Linked DNA regions of Homo sapiens: region 1 is linked to region 2. A link is a loop called in an ENCODE intact Hi-C map of the cell type or tissue named here. Cell type or tissue: ascending aorta. All regions are shown on one strand. Each heading gives the region's core, and the rest is flanking DNA. Links, peaks and the distances in the headings are about the cores only. Region 1 has its middle 7.2 kb from the start of MIR30C2. Region 2 has its middle 160 kb from the start of RIMS1.

Region 1 (4,411 bases), core at 212-4,211, 340 kb after region 2:
ACATCATATTAATCACTTAAATGACTGTATTATATCCACATACCACGTTGTATCAAATTACTGTTAAAATTGTTTTCATTTTGATGACTAATACTTCCATATAGCATTTTGGTTTCTATCACTTTATTTCCTTATGATAAATTACCTTAAGCAATGTCACCAAATCAAAAGCAGTGAAGCTAATAAAATTCCATTTACTGCAGCCGTGCCTACACTGTCTATATTATATATTAAATGTTGCTAATGTAGTAGTTGCAAAATGCTAACAAAAAATTCATCGGCTTGAATTTTTAATTACAAAAAAGTAGTTACCTCTATATTTTATTTGAATTTCTTCTTCAGAGATATATCACATAGCCCTGGAAGGGAAGCAGAGATTCTTGATTTCATTTTTGCATATTCAAATGTTGATAGACAAGGATTGATAAAGACATTGCATGATCCCCAGAGAATTAACTTGAAATCCTATATAATTCCCCATGAAGTCATAAGAGGCTGTGGAATAGTCAGATACATCTGAGCCTTGCCTACTTTTAAAATATCAATCAATGTTAATATCAAGCTTTTAGAACCAAAATGTACTTCCTTTCATTTATACTTTCTCTATGTTGTGCATGTTTACATAGATGCTGGAAAAAGTAAATCTGAGTTTAGATCTAACTCTTGGGTGAGTTTGAGCAAGTTTAAGTGTCAGCTTCCTCTTCTGTGTGGAGTTATTTGCAGTGTTAGGATAATTAGCACTTTGCACAGTGCTTGGAACATGGAAAGCACTGAAAAATGTTAGCTATTAATATTATGAAAGCCTGATTAATCATTAATCCAGAACTGTTTTAGCATGTGGTTTATTCAGGTAATTCAATGGAAGAACTATTTTTACATTTTAATTAGTACATTTTCTTTTTCTAACTATTTGGAGAATTTATAATATTCAGTTTTAACAGTAACTGATGGAATTACAGCTGTAAACATGTTGTACCAGCTGTGTTTTCTGAAGCAAATCTAAGTGATAAAAGCATGTTATCATCACCAAGTACATATAATCCTTACCCACATGGAGGAGTGTGCAGTTGGTAGTATAATGTGGTAAACATGATTTTTGCCCATTATGACCTTGTAAACCTATAAGGCAACACAATGACCAAGATAGAGACAGTTGCTGTTTCACAAGTCGACAATGGATAATTGTAGGAGACTCCACTTTTAATGAGAAGCAAACTATCATAATGGAAAATAGCCAGATAGATTAAAGCTTAAGCCATTGAGGTTGAATGGTGTACCTCTTATGGATAGCATATAGTTGTGTCTAGCTTTTATATACAGCTTGGCCCCAACAGGACTTTTCATTAGAGTGTTTAGTCCACTTACATTTACTGTAATTAGTGATCTAGCTGAATTTAGTTCTGCCACTTTACTGTTTGTTTTCTATTTTTCTCATATATTGCTTGTTCCTCAGTCCTTCTTTTCCTGATTTCTTTTACGTTAAATGTTTATTTTACCATTTTAATTCTGTTGTCTTTTTAAAGCTACATTTCTTTGCATTCTTCTTATAATGATTACTATAGGGACTATAATATGTGTATTTAATTTATCACAATGAAAACTATTTGCGAATTAACCTTGGTTTTACATATATAAATCTTGCAACACTAAAGTTCTGCTTACCTCCCGTCTATCCTTTGGTGCTATAGTTGCCATATACATTACATCTATATTTTTTAAAACACAAAATGCAGTGCTACAAGTTTGTCTTTAAGAAACTAAGAACAGTATGAAAAGGATGTTAAAATATCTGGGTAGTTATTAAAATAAATTATCTCTAAAATGAATTTTGTAATCTATTATTATAATTTTACTAGTTAGAATTTTCAATTGTTATTTTTTATATCTTTAAGAGGTGAACCGAGTATAGAGTATAGAACAAGAAAAATGTCAGGCAGTCAGCTGGACTCACTTGTTCCCTGGACGAATCTGTTTCAGTTAAATGACAGATCACCATAATCATATGGACCTTCAGGTTTTCCCACCAAAAGGCCAAACTGAAAATACGAAATTCCTGACCCATAAATATCTTACTGCATTGTAAATCATTTAGCATTCATTAATCACTATTTACAATTTTTTAAAAAAAATAAGGCTTGTGCCTTTTCTCATCTGTTTAGAATATTCAGTTTAGTAACTGTATGGCAACGTAAGTTACTGACAGGGAAAGCCTTGTAAGACAGTACTCATTTACTTAAAATGTGGAGTTTTTGCATTTCTTTACAATTGAATGGAAAAATTACCAGCAGTGCTTTGGGTTATAGTGACACCTGGTGGTACGGTTTGAGGTTTTAAAAAAATTCTTTTTAAATTTGTTACTCTTTTTTTTTTCTAGACCATTTTTTGTAAGGAATCATTTTATCAACTAGGATGACAAGAGGCCTCTCCCATCCTGGTTGCACATCACTTTCTATAACAGAGAGACATGGGCCAGAAGCCCTGATGGAGAAAGCAGCCAATGTCCCTTACATTTCCACCTTTGGCTTGAAAAAAAGATCTGTGCACTAAATACAGGGAAAAAAAAATGAAGTTAGGCTGGAAGAAGAAAGACATTGTTACATGGTAAAATTGGAAAGATTCATACCAACAGTACGGGATAAAGCAGGGGTCCCCAGCCCCTGGGCCACGGAACTGGACTGGTCCAGGGCCTGTTAGGAACTGGACTGCCCAGCAGGAGGTGAGTGGTAGGAAATGAGCATCACAGCCTGAGCTCCGCCTCCTGTCAGATCAGTGGTGGCATTACATTCTCATAGGAGTGCCAACCCTATTGTGAACTGCACATGTGAGGGATCTAGGTTGCCCGCTCCTTAAGAGAATGTAACTAATGCTTGATGATCTGAGGTGGAATAGTTTCATCCTGAAACCATACCCCCACTAAGCCCCCGCATCCATGAAAAAATTGTTTTCCATGAAACTGGTCCCTGCTGCCAAAAAGGCTGGGGACCGGTGGTATAAAGTACGTCTGAGAATGTATACTTACTGAGAATGTACCTTTATACCCTGTAAGATACCATAGTGTTTTATCATTTTATAAAAGCTGAGGCTCAGAGAGGGTTCTAAGAGTACTCAAGGTCACAAAGTTAATCAACTGTCTAGGGAAGCTAGAATTTCAAGTGAACCCTATCTCTAATTTGGCTCAAGAAAGAATTTAAATTTAAATGACCAGATGTAATTTTCAAATTTGTATACATGTTACATGAGTACATTCTCCTTTTAAAATATTGCCAATAAGGTTGAAATCATCTTTGATACCCAAGTTCTAGTCCCATCCCCTCCTCTTTTCTCCAGTGGTGACTCACACTATCGTTTCCAGATATCCCTCCCTGTCACACACGCGTGCACATATACTGTGTTAAATACAGAGATGGGTGGTCGCTTACCTGTGTGTTTGATACATAATAGTATTTGGTCAAAGTAACTTTTATACTGGTAAAACCTCTTCATTGGAACAATAATGCCTCATCAAAATCTGAACTCATACCACTAAGTATTATTATAATAATTTGGTATTCTATAGCAGTAACAGTTATTTCCAAAGACATTCCAATATGCCTGTAGTAAATATTCTAGATTTAATTAAAATATTGGCAGGACTACCGTTTTCCAGATTAAATTAAAAAGCAATTATTAGCATTGCAGATTAAGTTTTTAAATGAATATTTCAATTCAGCGACACTGGCTAGAATATCTTCTGTTTTGTCACAGTGTCACAGATCCCATCACCATCACTGTAAACTAAAATTAGCTAACTTTTAAACATAAGACCCACAATTATTTATTATAGCCCAAAATATCAGAATGTTCTTTAGCTTATAACCTTGCTCATAGAATATACTGGGGAAAGGACTCCAAAAATTGTCTATAAGAAAATCTTGGTTTTTTTTTTTTAAATCACTTTCATTGGAAATCCAACTGTAAACTCATATTGTTAAAAAAGTTCCCATAATGTTAATTTTTTTGGAAATTTGCACACTTAAAAGGAAACTAATATTGATAGGCAGCTGAAAAATATATATATTCACATATATATTTTGAATATATATTCATATATTTTCATATATATGAATGTCATATATTTTCATATATATGAATGTCATATATTTTCATATATATGAATGTCATATATATTTTCATATATATGAATGTCATATATATTTTCATATATATGAATGTCATATATATTTTCATATATATGAATGTCATATATATTTTCATATATATGAATGTCATATATATTTTCATATATATGAATGTCATATATATTTTCATATATATGAATGTCATATATATTTTCATATATATGAATGTCATATATATTTTCATATATATGAATGTCATATATATTTTCATATATATGAATGTCATATATATT
Region 2 (4,411 bases), core at 311-4,310:
AAGCCAGGAACTACATAAAGCGTTGCTTTAGAACGGCAGATTTTTGCTCCATGTGGTGCATTTTAAGTAGATTCCATCTAGCAGAGAGTGGACCCATTGGTGTATTTCGTGACATTAGAGGTTTCCTTAAAGAACAATGCAAAAGAAGGAAAAACAAATGGAAGAATGTATTGATTAGCTTGACACAAATTATCTAGAGAAAGTTGCTGCCTGGATAGCTTAATAAACCAAGTAATTGAAAAGATTAGTTAACAGCTTTTAATCTTACGAAAATTTCTGGTGTAGCAGACAAATGTGGAAAAAGGGAATATTGAATTACTCATCAAGATTTTCTTATTTTATTTTAGAAGTCTCTTAGGGCTTTGGATAGCCTAGATTATAGCTGCTTCTTTGTGCCAAGCCTTACTCACTCTTCCAATGATGAGGTCCAGGGCTTGCTACCCTAAAATAGCTGAAGCTGAGGAATTTGAGAAAACCACAAGGTAGAAAGTTCATTCTCATCTTCCTCTACCCTCTTCTTGTAAAACAGGTCGTAACACCTAGGAAGGTTTTTCTGACCTTCCCCTAAAGCAAGTCATAAGACCCTCTTGTGAGAAATGCTCTCCCTATATCCAGAGGAAAGGACCATCCTTATCTTTGAAGATGAAAGGACACAGAGAGGAATCTGAACAAACAGGCTTTTCTAAATTTCCCCTAGTTTCCATTAGATTATATCCCCTTTATTCCATCTTATTTCTCCACGGTGGTCCACTCTTCAAACCTTCAATAAAATACAGTCATGTTTAACTGTTGCTTTGAGTCTTTATTTCCTTATGAAGGCTCCTGTATCACATACAAATTTGTATATTATATACAAATTAAATAAATCGGTATGCTATTCTTTTGCCAATCTGTCTTTTGTTATAGGGGCCTCAGCTATGAACCTAGGATAGATGAAGGAAAGATGTTTATCCTCTCCTACACTGACATTCATTTACCTTGAAGGAAAATTGCCTACACAAGTTTTAGAGCAGTTCATGTCAGTTACATGTTCATGCCACGCCCCCTGTGCTAATAGAAAGTGATTAGAAGTAGTATGGCTCTGTTGAAAAGAAGCACTTTTTAAACCCTGGGACACTTGGGTTAAGGTGCACCATAAGTCCGTCCCAGCCAGCAGGAAGGAATGTTGAAGGGAAGAGTTTAGACTATTTTATAATCACTCAGGTTTAGAGGGGAAGCAAAAGTTTTTGGCCATTTCATAAATATTTTATTATTTGGAAACTTCATGGTCAAAATACAAGCAACATGATCTTGCTTAAACAGAAGAGTCAATAACCGACCTTTGAGGTCTCCGTTGTGAAGAGTAAAAGGGCACAGGATTATGGGCCTTCTATTTAGTTAATAGGTGTCAACAAAGGTGATTACTTTTCATATACTATAACTTTGTTTACATAAGACAGGAAATGTGTTACCATTTATAGTGTTTATGTATGAGTCTGTGCTAAGGGCTTTAAGTATATTAATACTAGCAGCTGTATTAAAAGAGGTCTCTCTATAGTTGTCAGGTAAAGTACAGAATGGCCAGTTAGATTTGAATTTCAAATGAACATTCAACACTTTTTACACAAGCATATCCCAAATTTTGTCTGAAACATACTTATACTGAAAAAAAAAATCCATTGTTTATCTGAAACTCAAATTTAACTGGTTTTTCTATATCCTTATTTGCTAAATCTAATAACCCTAAATCTTAGCCCTTATAGGTTAAAGTCAAAATATGGAAGAATTGGGTTCATAGTCATTCAGAGGCAGAAACCAGACTTTCTAAGTACACAAATAATGGATCTATTGCTCAGTCACATTAACCAAATACATAAAGTTCTATTTAATTACAGTAAAAAAACAACAGGTTGCTAAATACCCAGGTTAGCATGATAGACCCACACAATCTCTGTAAGCACATCTATATCATACTGAGATCAGGTACAATTGGTTTTCAAGTACAAGAAGCTCATTGGAATGTGTGAATGTTTTATGGTTTAAGACTAAAACAGGCTAAAGTATTAATCACACAGTTGGAAACTTGGCAATGGGAACTTAATATTTAAAAAAATCTACTGGCTCAAATTTCCTGTTTCCCAAAAGTACCCAGATGGGTTCTGCTAATATTTGTCTCTGTGACTCCTTTTCCTAAGCTCCCATGGGCTGTCCAACCCCCTACCTTGGAGTGACACATCCTTCCGTTAGCTGTATTAATAGCTCCAGTCATATTACATCAACTCCTGCTGCTAGAAGAGACTGTTTTTATCCATTATGTGATGATTTTAAAGTTTAACTCTCAAAAGGCAATCATATTTCTTTCACTTCCAAATTCTTAAAGAACATTTCACTGAACTCCTCATGTATTTACTGTACTGACTTGAGAGGTAGATTTTCTATAATACTATTTTCTCTTAATAAGGGAAATGCTGATCATCTTTTGTTTCAAGCCAAGTGTTTATCTGTATCTCATTTAATGCTCACTAAAAATCTTGGGAGAAACAGAGCACAGTATAGAGTAGCAGAACAGTGTCTAAATATAGGTCTGTCTTGGAATCTACTATATCACTATAGCACTAGTTCCCACTTTTAAGTAAAATGTTTACTATGGAATATCATGTAAAAGAAAAAAAAAGATAAAACAAAGCTGGACAAATTTAGCTTCTCCTGTGGCTGAAGTATTCTAGAAGACATAAATAAACCATGGCTGGTGACCACTATGATACTATAAAGAAATGAGCACCAGCTTTGGAGTACTAAAGATCTCGATTAGAATCATACCTCCATCACTGGGGTGAGGGTAGTAGTCAAAGAGATCAATGTGGACATTGTTATGGGCTAAATTGTGTCCCCCAACAAAATGCATAATTTGACATCCTAACTCATAGTACTTCAGAATGTGACTGTGGAGATACAGTCTTTAAAAAGGTAATTAAGTTAAAATGAAATTATTCATGTGGGCCCTAATCTGACTAGTGTCCTTTCAAGAAGAGGAAATTAGGACAGCCAACTGAAAACCCGAGGAAGGCCCCAGAAGAAATAAACCCTGCCAACACCTTGATCTCAGACTTCTGAACTTTAGAACTGTGAGAAAATAACCCACCCAGTCTGCGGTACTTTTTTATGGCAGCCCTAGCAAACATTTCTTAACAGCTTAGATCCTAGTTTTTTTTATTTTTTTAAAGGCGTAATCCCCATGGGCTTGATGTGATCATTCAATAATTAAGTGCCTAGCATGATGCTTTGAAAAATGAATTTGCTCAAGGAATATAAGAACTATATTTTTCACTTAAGCTCACAACATGAACTGGCATATTTATTAATTATCCTTGGCAAATTCATTAAGGATCCGTTAGGTGCAAATACACAAATCAATATCACATTCCCAGTGTTTTTCTTCTGATGGAAGATGGGAGGGCAGTATTTGTTATCCCCAATGAGTGCTTTATACACTGTATTTTCTTGATTCTGCAATGCATATTTTAAAGCACCCTTTTTATTTTAGAACAGTTTTAGATTTGCAGAAAAATTGCAAAGATAGTGCAGAGTTCCCATCTCCCCCAAACCCCATTTTACCTATTATTAACAGCTTACATTAGTGTGGTACATTTGTTACAATTAATTATTAACAATGATACATTATTAACTAAAATTCATACTTTATTCAGATTTCCTCACCATTTACCTAATGTGATTTTTCTCCTCCAGAATCCCATACAGCATACCATATTACATTTAGTGATCCTGTATCCTTAGGCTCTTCTTGACTGTTAATTTCTCAGGCTTTCCTTGTCTTTGAGAGTTTTGAGGAGTACGGGTCAGGTATATCATAAGATGCCCTTCTATTGGGGTTTGCTGCTGTTTTCTTAATGAAACTGAAAGTTAATGAAACTTAATGAAACTGAAGTTATGGCTTTGGGGAAGGAAGACCACAGAGGTAAAGTGTCATTTTCATCACATCATATTAAGGGTATGTACTATCAACATGACATATCACTGTTGATGCTGACTTCGATTACCTGGCTGAGGTAGTGTTTGTCAAGTTTCTCTACTACAAAGTTTTTTACTCCTTTCTATGCAGTACTTCTTTGAAGGAAGTCCCTATGCACAGTCCACACTTAAGAAGTAGAGAGAGGCTGAAGCGGGTGGGTCACTTGTGGCCAGGAGTTCAAGACCAGCCTGGCCAAAGCAGTGAAACCCTGTCTCTATTAAAAATACACAAATTAGCCGGGCGTGCTGCTGCACACCTGTAATTCCAGCTACTTGGGAGTCTCACTTTGTCATCCAGGCTCCTTGAGTGCAGTGAGCTGAGATCGTGCCACTGCACTCAAGCAGCCTGGATGACAAAGTGAGACTTGGTCTAAAAGAAACAAACAAACCGAAAACAGTAGAG

The links. A loop is a pair of places that touch in the nucleus more often than their neighbours do. Peaks named below come from ENCODE experiments on the same cell type or tissue, not always from the same donor. Only the 100,000 strongest peaks of a DNase experiment are listed, where the experiment ranks them.
Region 1: a loop joins it to region 2, with 2.8 times the contacts of the local background. A loop is called at or near these places in 1 of 110 quality-filtered maps.

The regions. Positions count from the first base shown.
Region 1 is chr6:71,381,979-71,386,389 of GRCh38, reverse strand. No RefSeq gene overlaps it. Among named protein-coding and RNA genes, the nearest start is that of MIR30C2, 7.2 kb to the right of the region's middle. In ascending aorta, for the core only: a CTCF peak has its summit at 2,285 (motif pointing left); no DNase peak of the experiment used is centred there.
Region 2 is chr6:71,719,593-71,724,003 of GRCh38, reverse strand. No RefSeq gene overlaps it. Among named protein-coding and RNA genes, the nearest start is that of RIMS1, 160 kb to the left of the region's middle. In ascending aorta, for the core only: no CTCF peak of the experiment used is centred there; a DNase peak (open chromatin) is centred at 2,183; H3K27ac peaks cover 3,251 bases.